Linked DNA regions of Homo sapiens: regions 2, 3 and 4 are each linked to region 1. The links are chromatin contacts, found by Hi-C or POLR2A ChIA-PET in ENCODE. All regions are on one chromosome and are shown on one strand. Each heading gives the region's core, a stretch centred on a gene start or an enhancer-like site at or near the end of the contact. The rest is flanking DNA. Distances are from core to core; before and after follow the strand shown.

What was found. A loop is a pair of places that touch in the nucleus more often than their neighbours do. ChIA-PET counts read pairs that join two places held with the same protein, here RNA polymerase II (POLR2A). Pooled maps may share reads with other maps.
Region 2: a loop to region 1 is called in a map of IMR-90, with 7 times the contacts of the local background. The contact joins the enhancer-like site here to the promoter of TAB2 in region 1. A Hi-C loop is called at or near these places in 38 of 168 maps with a recorded cell type or tissue (CD4-positive, alpha-beta T cell, CD4-positive, alpha-beta memory T cell, CD8-positive, alpha-beta T cell and 28 more), 28 of 37 single-sample maps with no recorded cell type and 39 of 50 pooled maps. POLR2A ChIA-PET finds 5 or more read pairs at or near these places in 18 of 52 experiments (CD4-positive, alpha-beta memory T cell, GM12878, MCF 10A and 11 more).
Region 3: a loop to region 1 is called in a pooled map, with 6 times the contacts of the local background. The contact joins the enhancer-like site here to the promoter of TAB2 in region 1. A Hi-C loop is called at or near these places in 1 of 168 maps with a recorded cell type or tissue (MCF 10A), 7 of 37 single-sample maps with no recorded cell type and 9 of 50 pooled maps. POLR2A ChIA-PET finds 5 or more read pairs at or near these places in 9 of 52 experiments (CD4-positive, alpha-beta memory T cell, Panc1, activated CD4-positive, alpha-beta memory T cell and 4 more).
Region 4: a loop to region 1 is called in a map of CD4-positive, alpha-beta T cell, with 2.2 times the contacts of the local background. The contact joins the enhancer-like site here to the promoter of TAB2 in region 1. A Hi-C loop is called at or near these places in 7 of 168 maps with a recorded cell type or tissue (CD4-positive, alpha-beta T cell, CD4-positive, alpha-beta memory T cell, IMR-90 and 4 more), 5 of 37 single-sample maps with no recorded cell type and 23 of 50 pooled maps. POLR2A ChIA-PET finds 5 or more read pairs at or near these places in 5 of 52 experiments (CD4-positive, alpha-beta memory T cell, MCF 10A, activated B cell and 2 more).

What each region holds. Positions count from the first base shown.
Region 1 is chr6:149,316,150-149,319,140 of GRCh38, reverse strand. TAB2 (TGF-beta activated kinase 1 (MAP3K7) binding protein 2) reads right to left here and starts at 1,429. Exons shown (of 7, transcript NM_001292034.3): 1 at 1,126-1,429. RefSeq lists enhancers at 97-206, 367-546 and silencers at 637-1,536, 1,627-2,166, 2,217-2,286.
Region 2 is chr6:149,078,516-149,081,506 of GRCh38, reverse strand. No RefSeq gene overlaps it. Among named protein-coding and RNA genes, the nearest start is that of UST-AS2, 47 kb to the right of the region's middle. RefSeq lists an enhancer at 1,415-1,534. Within about 2 kb of position 1,411, at least 19 of the 41 ENCODE cell types and tissues checked have a DNase peak (open chromatin) inside an H3K27ac peak, as active enhancers do; they include IMR-90, adrenal gland, dorsolateral prefrontal cortex and 5 more, where a contact is called at or near this core.
Region 3 is chr6:149,110,520-149,113,510 of GRCh38, reverse strand. It overlaps the pseudogene LOC729200. Among named protein-coding and RNA genes, the nearest start is that of UST-AS2, 79 kb to the right of the region's middle. RefSeq lists an enhancer at 223-332. Within about 2 kb of position 1,615, at least 2 of the 41 ENCODE cell types and tissues checked have a DNase peak (open chromatin) inside an H3K27ac peak, as active enhancers do.
Region 4 is chr6:149,507,298-149,510,288 of GRCh38, reverse strand. The region is part of intron 12 of PPIL4 (peptidylprolyl isomerase like 4); the gene reads left to right. Among named protein-coding and RNA genes, the nearest start is that of ZC3H12D, 24 kb to the right of the region's middle. Within about 2 kb of position 1,593, at least 2 of the 41 ENCODE cell types and tissues checked have a DNase peak (open chromatin) inside an H3K27ac peak, as active enhancers do; they include CD4-positive, alpha-beta T cell, where a contact is called at or near this core.

The DNA of each region.
Region 1 (2,991 bases), core at 180-2,679:
CTAAAATGTGAATCAATCTGACCCCAAAATTAGACACTTTACAAACTTACCTAAAACAGACAAAATGGATGCAAAATTATATTGCCGTACAGTTGCTCTGAATACGATCTTAGCGTTCAAGAACTTTCCAATGAATAAGGGTACTCAACAGCCTGCACTGGGGGCCTAAATTTCGTGAACTACGGAGAAACCCCTGTGAGGCTGCAAATTCCCTCCGCTCTCCTGGAAAACCCTCTTATCAGAAACATTTGAAGAATTTATCCACAACAATTAAGCTGACTTGAAGAATGGAAACCTAACATCTCAAATATACTATATATGGAATGAAACATGGCCAAACACATAAATACAAACTCACACGGTCTCTGACACTTTGGTGTACGACTGTGCCTGAACATCTCACAGCATCAGCAACAGAAAGATCCACCTGTCACCTGTTCAGCACCGCCAAGAGACCCTTGCAGCCTCCCTGACTCAACCACAATCGTAGGGTTTGAGGTTGATGGGACCGAAAACCAGAAACATCCAGTGAAATTTAAGGGGCCACATATTCATAGTAGGGCTTGCCCCCCACTTCAAAGACGGCTGCAGAAAACCAAGATCCGCAAAGGAACGATGTTCTCCCTCCCGCCCGACCCCCACATAACTGCCCCGTGTCTGTCCCCAAAACCCCCGCCCCTGAGTCATCTTTAACTAGACCTCGGCTCCCCAAAAGGAGATTTTTCCTCCCCCGCCCCCACCTCACACATGCCTGGGGGCGGGTCAGGGGCGCCGACGCAGGGAGGGGCCCTCCCGAGCCCCTTGCGCCCTCCCCCACCCGGGGCTCTCCTAGGCGCTCGATTCCAATGAAGCTCCCCCTCCCCCCCCGCACGGACGCCCCGGAGCCCAGGCCCGGCCCGATGCTCCCCACCCCCACCGGACTGGGGGACTCGGGGGGCCTCCCTCTCCGCCACGCCACTGGGGGAAGGAAAGAGGCGGAGGGAGGAAGAGTGCAAGTTAGAAGCGAACGCCCCGCACGGGCCTCGCGAGGCGGCAGAGCCCCTTCCAGACGGAGGGGGGTGCGGGGCGATGAGGGGAGAGCCAGGTTGGGGATCCCGCCGAGGCCCGGCAGCGCTGTCCGCTTACCCTTTGCCGCCGCCGCTTCCCCCTCCTCCTCCTCGGCCGCCGCCGCCGCCGCCTCTCCCACTAGGGCAGCCGTCTCCACCGTCGCCTCCGCCACCACGGCCGCCGCCAGCGCCGCCGCCGCCTCCGGTTCCACCCGGCAGGGGGGACACCTCAGCCCTCCCTCCCTCCCCGCTCAGCCCCCTCCGCTCGCCCGCCGCCGCCAACTCCCTCCGGCCGCCGCCGCCGCCACCGCTCCTGGCTGAGGGGGAGGGGAGGGGGTCGGGCTGGGTCGCCCCGCCGGCGGCTGCAGCAGATCAAAAACGACGGCTGGGCGGCGTCGCCGCTCCCCAATCCTCAGCTCCGGCTCGCTCGGCCTCCCCACCTCCCTCTGCCCCCACCCCCCTCGCGCTCGCCTGCCCTCCCCCCACCCCCCCAGCTCTCGCTCGCTCTCGCCGCGGCTCCGCCAGCCCAGTCCAAATCAAAATACTGTCACACAATATGGCGGCGCGGCGGCCGGCAAACACCGCGAGATCTGCAGCCGCGGCTGAGGCGGCGGCTGTGACGAGGCCTCCCCTAGCCGAACGGCGGGGGAGCAGCAGGCGGCGGCGGCGGCGGCGGCTGCGGCTGCGGCCCGGGGATGCTCTTCCTCCGACCTGTACCCCTCCCCCGACACTCGCAGTCTCTACGCCTGTCTTGCTAGGGCTGGAGGGAGGACGCGGGCCGCCGCTGGGGCCGTGCGAGGGGGGTGCCGGTGCGGGCAGCCCGGGGAGGGCTGGGACCCCCTTTCTCCGCCTGGGCCCCCCATCCTTGGGGGTAGGTTGCGGGTTCCACCTCCCGCCACGGGGGCCGCTAGCAGTTTGGGCTGAGGGAAGAAAGGAACTGAGCTCGCGTCCCAGCTGCACCTAGCGGAGGGGCTGGCCGGGTCCGGAAGTGGGTGGCGGGACTTGCCGGGCGGCCGGCGGCGCCGCGCGGGTGGGGTCCGGGGGCCCGGCCGGACCCCGGGGCGCTGCGGCGGCCGAGAGGAGCAGGTGGGCCCGCGGCGGAGGCTGGCGCCGGGTCGCTGCGGTCCGGGACACACCCCCTTGGAGCCGGATCGCACCGCCGGCTAACGGGAGGGACCCGTGCAGAATCGTCCCTAGGGTGTGCGGGAGACGTCTTGGGAGCCTCACAACTGGCAACTTCGAGACTTGGAAAAAGTGTCGGCTTCTGACTTTTCTTGAGCAGTTGAGGGGGAAAAAAGAAATCTAAATGCTGCGAGGGTTTCGTTGTTTCGATTTTATTTTAATTGCACGTTCCTAGAAGTCCTAGAAGCAGAGCCAAAGACTAGCTTTGCGGGAAGAGGGGGGGCCTTCAAGTTTCTACCTCCTTAAATAAATATTTGTTTAGTGTCCCCCTAGGGAAAAAAAAAGCGTGTTTAATACTCAGACGTTTCTCACAATGTGAAATATTTATTTAAAAATTCTAGCGCTTCCATGGTGTCCAAAACACTAGGGCATTTTTCTGCCCCTGTCCAAAATGTCCATATCCCTGGCAGTTTCTTCCTTGAAACAATTCTTACTCCAGAGAAAAATCCTAAAGGACCATTTTTATACTTTTATTTCCAGTGTGAGCACTGTAGCTACAGTGAGAATTTTTTTTAAACCATCTTTTAAATAGTAGAGCCTTCCTCACAGTTAAAAGTTCTTTCTCCCCACTTCCTTTTTCCTCATTCATCCTTTGAAAATACCTGAAGTCTGGGCTATAGCACCAATTCAAATACTTTGCCACTTCAAAAGCTGAAAGTACTTATGATTTACAATATCGGAATTTAATTATTCTCCATTGGTGATACCATTAAGAGAAGCAAAAGTAAAATTAGGATTTACAAAATTGGGAAGATTCTAGTTT
Region 2 (2,991 bases), core at 162-2,661, 240 kb after region 1:
TGTCTTAACTCTCTTCTGCATTTGAAAGATTAGTAATACAACACATTAAAGTTTTTCAACATGGCAGTCCTATGGGGAATCAACCATGCTGGAAACATCACCAGCCCACAAAATCATTGCCAGATTTTTCCCACATCACAGCAGTAACACTACTTCTGAGAATGAGAAATGACCCTCCAAGAAGTTTAGTACCCCCGTCCTGCCAGGTTTCCAATTTTTACTAACACTTTTCTTTGTGCACAACCTGTATTAATTCACATGGATGTTTTAGGCTCATTATTACCATTAGTCATGGGATCACAGATACACACAGTAGTTTAAATAAGTTAGAGGAAGCCTGTATTTAGTACAAGCTGTGAATTAGAGCTGAATCTTCTAACTTGCAGCTAGACAAACTCGTCCCAAAGAATGCTTGAGAAAAGTGGAATTCCACAGACTGGTTTATCTTGGATAATGGCACAGTAAACAGAACAGTGGAAACCAGGCCAGGAGGAAGGGACCGATGCTTCTTCAGGACAGGTCCTTGCTGCATTTGCTCTATCTCATGCCCAGGAGGATGTGCCTACTCCTGGGAGCTCAATTCACATTTCAGAAATGCTGCTGTCCATCGACTCACAGCATACTGGGCAATGCCACTTGCAGACATGAAGGAACGGGGGCTTCAGGCAACCTGGAATGACTATATGTAATTCTATGCCCTCTTGCTGGGGATACAGTGTTCTGTGGTGAGAACAAACCTTTCATCAGCTTAGGAAGTGTTGTGGCTCAGTCTTTTAGCATTTAGGGGTCAAGGGTGGGAAATGGTTCATCCCAGAAGCAGCTCTTGGTTTTCAGTAGATGTTTTATTTTCTTTCTAATGTTTTCCAGCTGAGTCGATTTCAGACCGATGGAGGTCAAATGATTTACACTGATGCCCAGTGAAACAGAACAGCTGGGACTTGAACTCGGGGACTTGACTGGTGGGCAGCCCCCAGCCTAGTCAGTCAAATGCTCTCCTCCCAGGTTTTTACTGCCTCTCTGGTTGCACCTCAAAGGCAGCCTGCTGTGTCTGGCAGGGCCCATCTCCTGGGCCGTGTCTGCTCCTGACTGGAATAAGAGGCCTGTGACAGGTCAAGTCTGAATGTTCTGGCAGAGCGGCACAGGGCAGACTGCTCCACCCCTGCTCAAAGCACACAGCGTCTGGTGAAAGCCAGATTGAAGATAGCTAAATGCGCATGCCAAGATTCCAAAAGGAAAAACTTAGCTCTCAACTTTCCTTTGCATGGTGATTTTTCATCCTCTCCTTTTTCTTTTTGTAAAAAGGGAATCCCCATGTTTACAAGTTGAAATCCAAAATGCACAAGTGGTCAGTTCACAATTCTGTGACCCATGAACATCTGTGGGCCTGGGTGTTCCTTGGGAATCTGCAGTGCTTGGAGCAGTGAGCCAAGCCTGCCCTGGCAGAAGGGAATTCTCCAGTGAGTCAAATAGTCCTGCGAGTGCCCGGGGTCTGCTTCTCCTCTGGTTCTGCTTTCCTGGGACATGTCTGTACTTGACTTCCCCTAGTTTTATGAACTGCATTTTGACTATATTTTTGGAGGTGGGTCCATCTGAAACTCGTTACAGGAAGTAGGACAAGAATCTTCATTTTGCCTTTAAGAGAAATAAAACTCTGTAATCTGAGATGGGCAAACATGCTCCAAGTCTGTTTACCAAGGAACAAGAACCTCTCTGTGTCTTTTGAGCAGACAGAAAAATTAAAAATAAAATATTTATTTGGGATTTGTCTCTGAGGACTTCAGTGACTGAAAACCAATAGGGCCTCCCCTCCCTCTGTGGAAAGGCGAGTTCCAAAGCCCCGGCTCCCAGGAGAGCCCTATGGTGAGGCTGCTCCAGTACAGCAGGTGGCAGTGGGTGTGGCTGAAAGTGCCTCATCACTTTCATTCTGGATCCTAGGTCTGTAGATGGGCTTTGGCTATATCATCTTTTTAAAGTTTTAATTTGGTAGCTGCTTCAAAAGTTAAGGGAACCCTCAATGGGCAAAGTTAGCATGTGACATATTTGTGTCTCCTCTTTGGACCTTGGTTTTCCTTGTCTGTAAAATGAGGGAATGGACCAGATCACTGCTCCAGAGCCCCAATGCAACTATAGGAATCTGCACTTTGAGGCTTGCTTCTCTCCTAGTAGGAATTCAGTTCCTCTGCCCTAACTTTTCTGCTATAGTCTGGGTGTTATGGGCTGAATTGTGTGTCCCCCACAAATTCATATATGAAAGTCTTAACCAAGTATCTCAGAATGTGAGCATTTTTGGAAATAGGATCTGTATTAGTCTGTTTTCACACTGCTAATATTAAGACATACCCAAGACTGGATAATTAATAAAGGAAAGAGGTTTGATTGATTCACTGTTCAGCATGGTTGGAGAGGCCTCAGGAAACTTACAATAATGGCAGAAGGGGAAGCAAACATGTCCTTCTTCACATGGTGGCAGCAGCAAGAAGAAGCGCCCAGCAAAAGGGGAAAAGCCCCTTATAAAACCATCAGATGTCATGAGAACTCACTATCACGAGAACAATAGCATGGGGGTAACCACCCCCATGATTCAATTATCCATCACCGGGTCCCTTTCACATGTGGGGATTATGGGAACTACAATTCAATATGAGATTTGGGTGGGGACACAGCCAAACCATATTAGGGTCTTAAACGAAGTCATTAAGTTAAAATGAGGTCATTAGAGTGAGCCCTAATCCAATATGATTGCGGTCCTTAGAAGAAGAGATCAAGACACAGACAGGCACGGGGGAAGGACACGGGAGGATGCAGGGATAAGGTGCCCTCTGCAAGCCCAGGAGAGAGGCCTCAGGAGGAACCAACCCTGCCAGCACTTCAATCTCGGACTTCCAGCCTCCAGAACTATGGGACAATACACTTCTGTTGTTTAAGGCAACCAGTCCGCAGCACTTTGTTACGGTAGGCCTAGCCGACTAACACCACATGATATCACAATGA
Region 3 (2,991 bases), core at 366-2,865, 210 kb after region 1:
AGCTGGAGAGGGGATGGAGTGGGAAGATGATCTTCCCCTGGAGTTCAGCCATCCTGAAGCTGATCTCCTCTCCGACTGCCCCCAGCCAAACTCCTCTCAGGTGCTTCCTCTCTTCTCTCATTCTCTGCCATGCCGCTCTGCTGCTCTGCTGCTCTGCCATGCTTCTGCTCGTGGAGCAGATTTTTATGGGTACAGGATGGGGGGTGTGGTGGGCCAGGGTGGTCTTGGAAAAGGCAACAGTTGGGGACAAAAACAGGAATGCCTATTCCCATTTAAGGCCTTGGGTGACCAGGCTTGAGGGTGGGGCCTTTGCTGGGGAACCACCCTCTACTACCCGGTATTTCCTTGCCTCTTGTGCATATCAGTAGTATGAGTGAAGTGAGACCTTCCTGGGCAAACCCAGACATCTGGTCCCTGGGGTTAGCTCTGGCTCCACTGAGCAGCACCAAAGAGCATGGAGATGCTCAGCATGTGGCAGCTGGAGAGAACAGCATCACCCTTTGTTGGCTCCTGGTTCTGGTGCCTAATTGTGTTCTAGATCTCGACAGGGCACGGCCAGTGGGGATTAAAACAGGACAGAAGATTCTCCTTTTTGCTATTTCCATTTTTTTAAAGGTTGCATTCTCAATATTCTAGTAGTCTAGCCTATCAGATCTCTGTGTGAATTTGAAAGTTAGATCGCAAAATTTCAGTCTCACACATTTTTTTTTCCATTTTAATTTTCGTTTAGGCTGTGAAACCTAGCTTAAAATAAACTTAGAGTAGTTTTTGTTTCTTACGGGAGATGGCATAGGCCTTAGATTATTTACTGTCTCTTTCTGAAGAATTTAACGCAAACATGGATATCAGACCAAATCATACAATTTATATCAACAATATGAATGACAAAATTAAAAAGGAAGAATTGAAGAGATGCCTATATGCCCTGTTTTCTCAGTTTGGTCATGTGGTGGACTTTGTGGCTTTAAAGACCATGAAGATGAGGGGCAGGGCTTTGTCATATTTAAGGAACTGGGCTCATCCACAAATGCTTAGAGACAGTCACAAGGATTTCCATTTTATGGTAAACCAATGCGAATACATATGCAAAAACAGATTTGGATATAATATCTGAAATGTGTGGCACTTTTGCTGACAAAGAAAAGAAAAAAGCCAAAACTGTGGAACAGACTGCAACAACCACAAACAAAAGGCCTGGCTAGGGAACTCCAAATTCAGCTAGTACCCAAGGAAATTCAACACCAAATCCTCAGGTCCTCGATTACCCTCCAAACTATATTTTATTCCTTAATAACTTACCAGAAGAGACTAATGAGATGATGTTATCCATGCTGTTTAATCAGTTCCCTGGCTTCAAGGAAGTATGTCTAGTACCAGGGAGGCATGACATTGCTTTTGTTGAATTTGAAAATGATGGGAAGGCTGGAGCTGCCAGGGATGCTTTACAGGGATTTAAGATCACAACATCCCATGCTATGAAGATCACCTATGCCAAGAAATAAAATTTGGGAGAGTCATCTTTAAAGGACTTGGTGTTATTTATAGTGTTTGTTTTGCTAACATTTGGTTGGGTCATTGTAATAGAGATTAGGGGAAGTGAAAGTGAAATTTTTGTGAAGGACTTAAATTATCTAGTATTTCTTTAGCCTTGGTGAATTATGAAATACGAAGGCCTTAATTTTGTACAATAAACTTTGATTTGTATTCTGTGAAAAATAAATAAATAAACTTAGAGCTACGCTTCATATGCATTCTCTGGGGATAATGCTATCAGATCAAGAATATCTTAGAGGTGTAATTGCATATATTCTCACTTGTCACCCACACCAAAGCCATGAGGTAGGTGGCACAGTTGAATCATTTTTGAACATAGAACATGCCATTTTGATTTAAAATCAAATTATGGCAACTAGAGCTGGGCATGGTGGCTCATGCTTGTAATCCCAACATCTTTGGAGGCCGAGGTGGGAGGATCACTTGAGTCCAAGAGTTCAAGACCAGCCTGGGCAACATAGAGAGACCCTTGTCTCTACAGAAAAAGAAAAAATTAGCTATGCATGGTGGCACAGCTGTAGTCCTAGCTACTTGGGAGTTGGAGGTAGGCGGATGGCTTGAGCTCAGAAGGTTGAGGCTGCAGTAAGTTGTGATCGTGCCACTGAACTCCAGCCTGGGCAACAGAACAAGACCTTGTCTCAAAAAAAGAAAAACAAAACAAAAACAAAAAACAAACAAAAACCAATAAATTGTGGCAACTAGGAAGAAAAAGGGTATGGAGAATCAATACCATTAAACATAGTCTCACTGATGACTTTTTTCCATACTTTTGGTTGAAGTATAAACATATAGATATATCATTCTAAAACCTACCATTTGTTAGGTGTTTTTTGTTCTGAGTAATCATAGCAAGCAGTTATGTTTGCAACCAACAGCCATTTGCACCTGTGCCCCCTGAGTCCCCTGTCCAGAGCCTCACCAGCAGAGCCACCTGTATTTAATACTGAAAACACTAGCTTTCCCAGCTCCCCTTATTGCCATCAGCATCTAGTTAAATCCCGGTGAATTAAACCAGAATGAAAGTCTTCCCTGGAGCTTCTGGAAAAAACCTTCTTCTTTAGTTAAAAGATCTATGCAAGGGAAAATTAGTGCCTCTTCCTTTTGGATAGAGACTGAGCTGCAGCAGTTCTCTTGCAACCTCGAAGGGACAATCCTGAGGATAAATGACAACTCACTGAAGGTAGCCGAGCAGAAAGATGACAGTCACCTGGGTTCTTTTCCACCTCATTAAGCCACTAAGCCAACACTGAAAATACCTACCTCTGGGCTTCTTGTTTTATGAGAAAACTAACATCTTTATTTTTCAAACCACATTTAGCATGATGTTACTTGCATCTAAAAGCATCCTTAATGATTCACCATATAAATGGTGTTGCTGTAGTTCACTGTCAGACTTAATTTCCTTTTTATAGGAAACTTTTTGTAACATTTCTTTTA
Region 4 (2,991 bases), core at 344-2,843, 190 kb before region 1:
TTTTATGTGTTTTATGGGTTATTGATTTAAAAAAATTTAGCAAGTAAATATTTGATATATGTAGTTAGCTCTTTGCTATAATCCAGCAGAGATAGAATTTCTTCTTTCTATAGCCCTTTAGCTGTTTAAAGATTGCCATCATTCATGCCTCATCCCGTTTTCAGGCCATACTTTTGTTGGTTCCTGCAAATATTTCTCACATGAATCGGTGGTAATAAAAGTAGTAGTAGGCCAGGTGCAGTGGCTCATGCTTGTAATCCCAGCATGTTGGGAAGCTGAGGCAGGAGAATCGCTTGATCCCAGAGTTCAAGACCAGCCTGGGCAACATAGGAGGCCCTGTCTCTATAAAAATTTTAAATAAAAGAAAAAAGTAGTAGTAGTTAATATTTTTTGGTCCTTACAATGTAAGGTGGGTTCTTTTATCCCCCTTTCACACAACAAAGTGAGAACAAAAATTGTTACTTGCCCATAGTTTTACACAGCTAGTAAGTAGTGGAACCACAGTTTAGTTTCATAGTTGAAACTAACTACTCTTAACTTGAAACATACTCCTAACTACTTTTGCTCGTCTTCTTACCTGGGGTATATTCTCATCAGTTTTCTTTCCTAAACTCTAATGTTATTTTAATAAAATTTGTCCCATAGTATAATATTCCAATGTGATCTAATAGGAACACATCTCCTCCTTCTTAAATGTCTGTACTCTATTACTTTAGTCTGAGGTCGCATCAGTCTTCTTTACTGGTGGCTGTATCACATTCCTGTGAATGTTTAGCATGTTTTCCACTAAAAACTCTGAATTCTTTCCCCCTCCATGTGCTGCTTTTAGCTCCAGCTTTTCATCCTGCACTTGTACATGGAACCGTCCATGAATTTAAGCCTGAGATAAATAAACATTGGTGTGTTTGAGATAATCAGAGGTCTAAAAAATTTCAGACTGGTTGTGTTTTTTTTGTGTGAGTCTTTCTGATTCTGCTGTTTGATTACTTGAAACCTTACAGTAGCAAATATCCTTCTCATTTTGCATGGAGTAAAAGCATCAAGATTTTGGGGGAATGCTATTAGTATTTTTAAAAAGATTTTAAGGCAATTTTAAGTTGAAATTTTAAGGCAATATTAACTATAAAATTATTAAATTCTGAATAATGATCTCCTAACTTCTCCCCTTAAAGTATATTAAATTTTAAAAAGTTTTGTACTTTGATTTAATGATATAGCTACATTAATTTTCTCTTCTTCCTAATAAAACTCAGCATCAGTATTTAAGATTTTAATGGCCCCCCGATTTTTTATTATTTTGTTTTTTATTTTTTAAAATTCATTAAAGAGAATTTTCAGTACTAGACAAATTTCAGCTATAGTTCATATTTTCCTGTTTGTCGGTGTTTTGCTTAGTGAGTCTGGTTTCCCAAGAGTATTTTAACTTATTTCTTCAAATTCTTTGTTTTTTATTGAGTAACTAGCCTTACTAATCAATTCGAAAACGTTTGTTTAATTTTCCACCTCATGTCTTAATTCCAGAGATGGTTTTTGTGTTGTTGAGGTTTGGGTTTTACTGGGGTTACAGGAAATGCGTATTCAGCTGGGGGTTGCCTTGCTGAGAAGTATTCATGCTGGTTGTCAGTTTTCCACTGGGGTTTTCATAGTGTTTGTATTCTTGACTGTACTTTTTCTGTCATTTTAGTGATTTAATGTTATCTTGGTGACTAAGATTTAACCAGATCTTTGATTTAGTCCCAGAGACTTGAGCAAGGATAGCTTTTAATTAGATTAGACTTTTTTTGATTGCTTATTTCAAGTCATTTGCTAGGTTAATTGCTTTAAATTGGCCATTTTGTGTTCTTCGTTTTTTCTTTTCTTTTTTTGCCACATGGTAGTTTAATCATCTTGTCTTATGTTTTAAATGTATAAATAATATAACTTTTAAAAATTCATACTGGAAAGGACCTAGACCTTATCTAATTCATTTATCTCACTTTAGATATGAAGATACTGATCCCACAGGCCCTTAGGCCTTTATAGTGGGAGAGCTAGAATTTTAACATTTATTTGGTTCAGTCAGGTGTTGGATTTTTTCCCCATTATTCTGTACCACTCCCCCCTTTTTAATTTTGGATGTCAAGTTAAATTATCTCCAACCTGTGCAGATCTCTTGAGTCTCAGTTTCCCTATTTCTAGAATGAGGATATTGCACTCCTAAAGCTCTTAGCACTGTGTTAGCATGTACTTGGAGGATCTCCTCTTACATGGCTTCATTCAGCCACTTTAACTTTTCCCCTTCATACATACAGGGCTCATTTTTCCTTGCTTTTCAGTTTTCACTTACACTACTTTCATTAGCCTTCTTGCAGCCCATTCAGACCCAAGCTCACTTACCCTTTGAGGCTCATCTGAAATCCTAACTTCTCCATGAAACCTTCTCTAATTATTCTAACCTTAAGAGTACTTGTTTGACACATCTCCTAAATGTCAAAGACTATTTGAACCCAGATCTACCTGACTTCAAAGCTTGTGTAGCTTTGAAAACTACTCCCGAGTAGGAGTGATTTTAAAGTTTCAGTCCAATTCAAATATTCAGCTTCCTCAAATTTTTAAAAGAATGAAGTGCTACATAATCTTTTATCTCTTCTATTTTAAATACTCAAAGCACTTAAGTGCCCATTTGTATAATAACATACTGAGGATTTTATAAATTTATACATCAGCCAGCAGTCTCGGCATTTTAAAAGTTTGTCTCAACCAATACAGAAATAAGTACAAGATGTACAGATATAATAGTATATGAATATTTCTATTTTGTATATGTTATAGGAAGCACAAAAATTCTTTTATCTCAGAATGTCATATTTTACTAGAAAATTGATGGCAAAAGGCTAAACCAAAATGCCTACTCATTTTTTCTACCTCAGGGACTCTTATAATATGACAAGAACTATTGGGATTGTGTGGAAAATCACAAATCAGTTTATAATACTGTATTACACAGTGTGA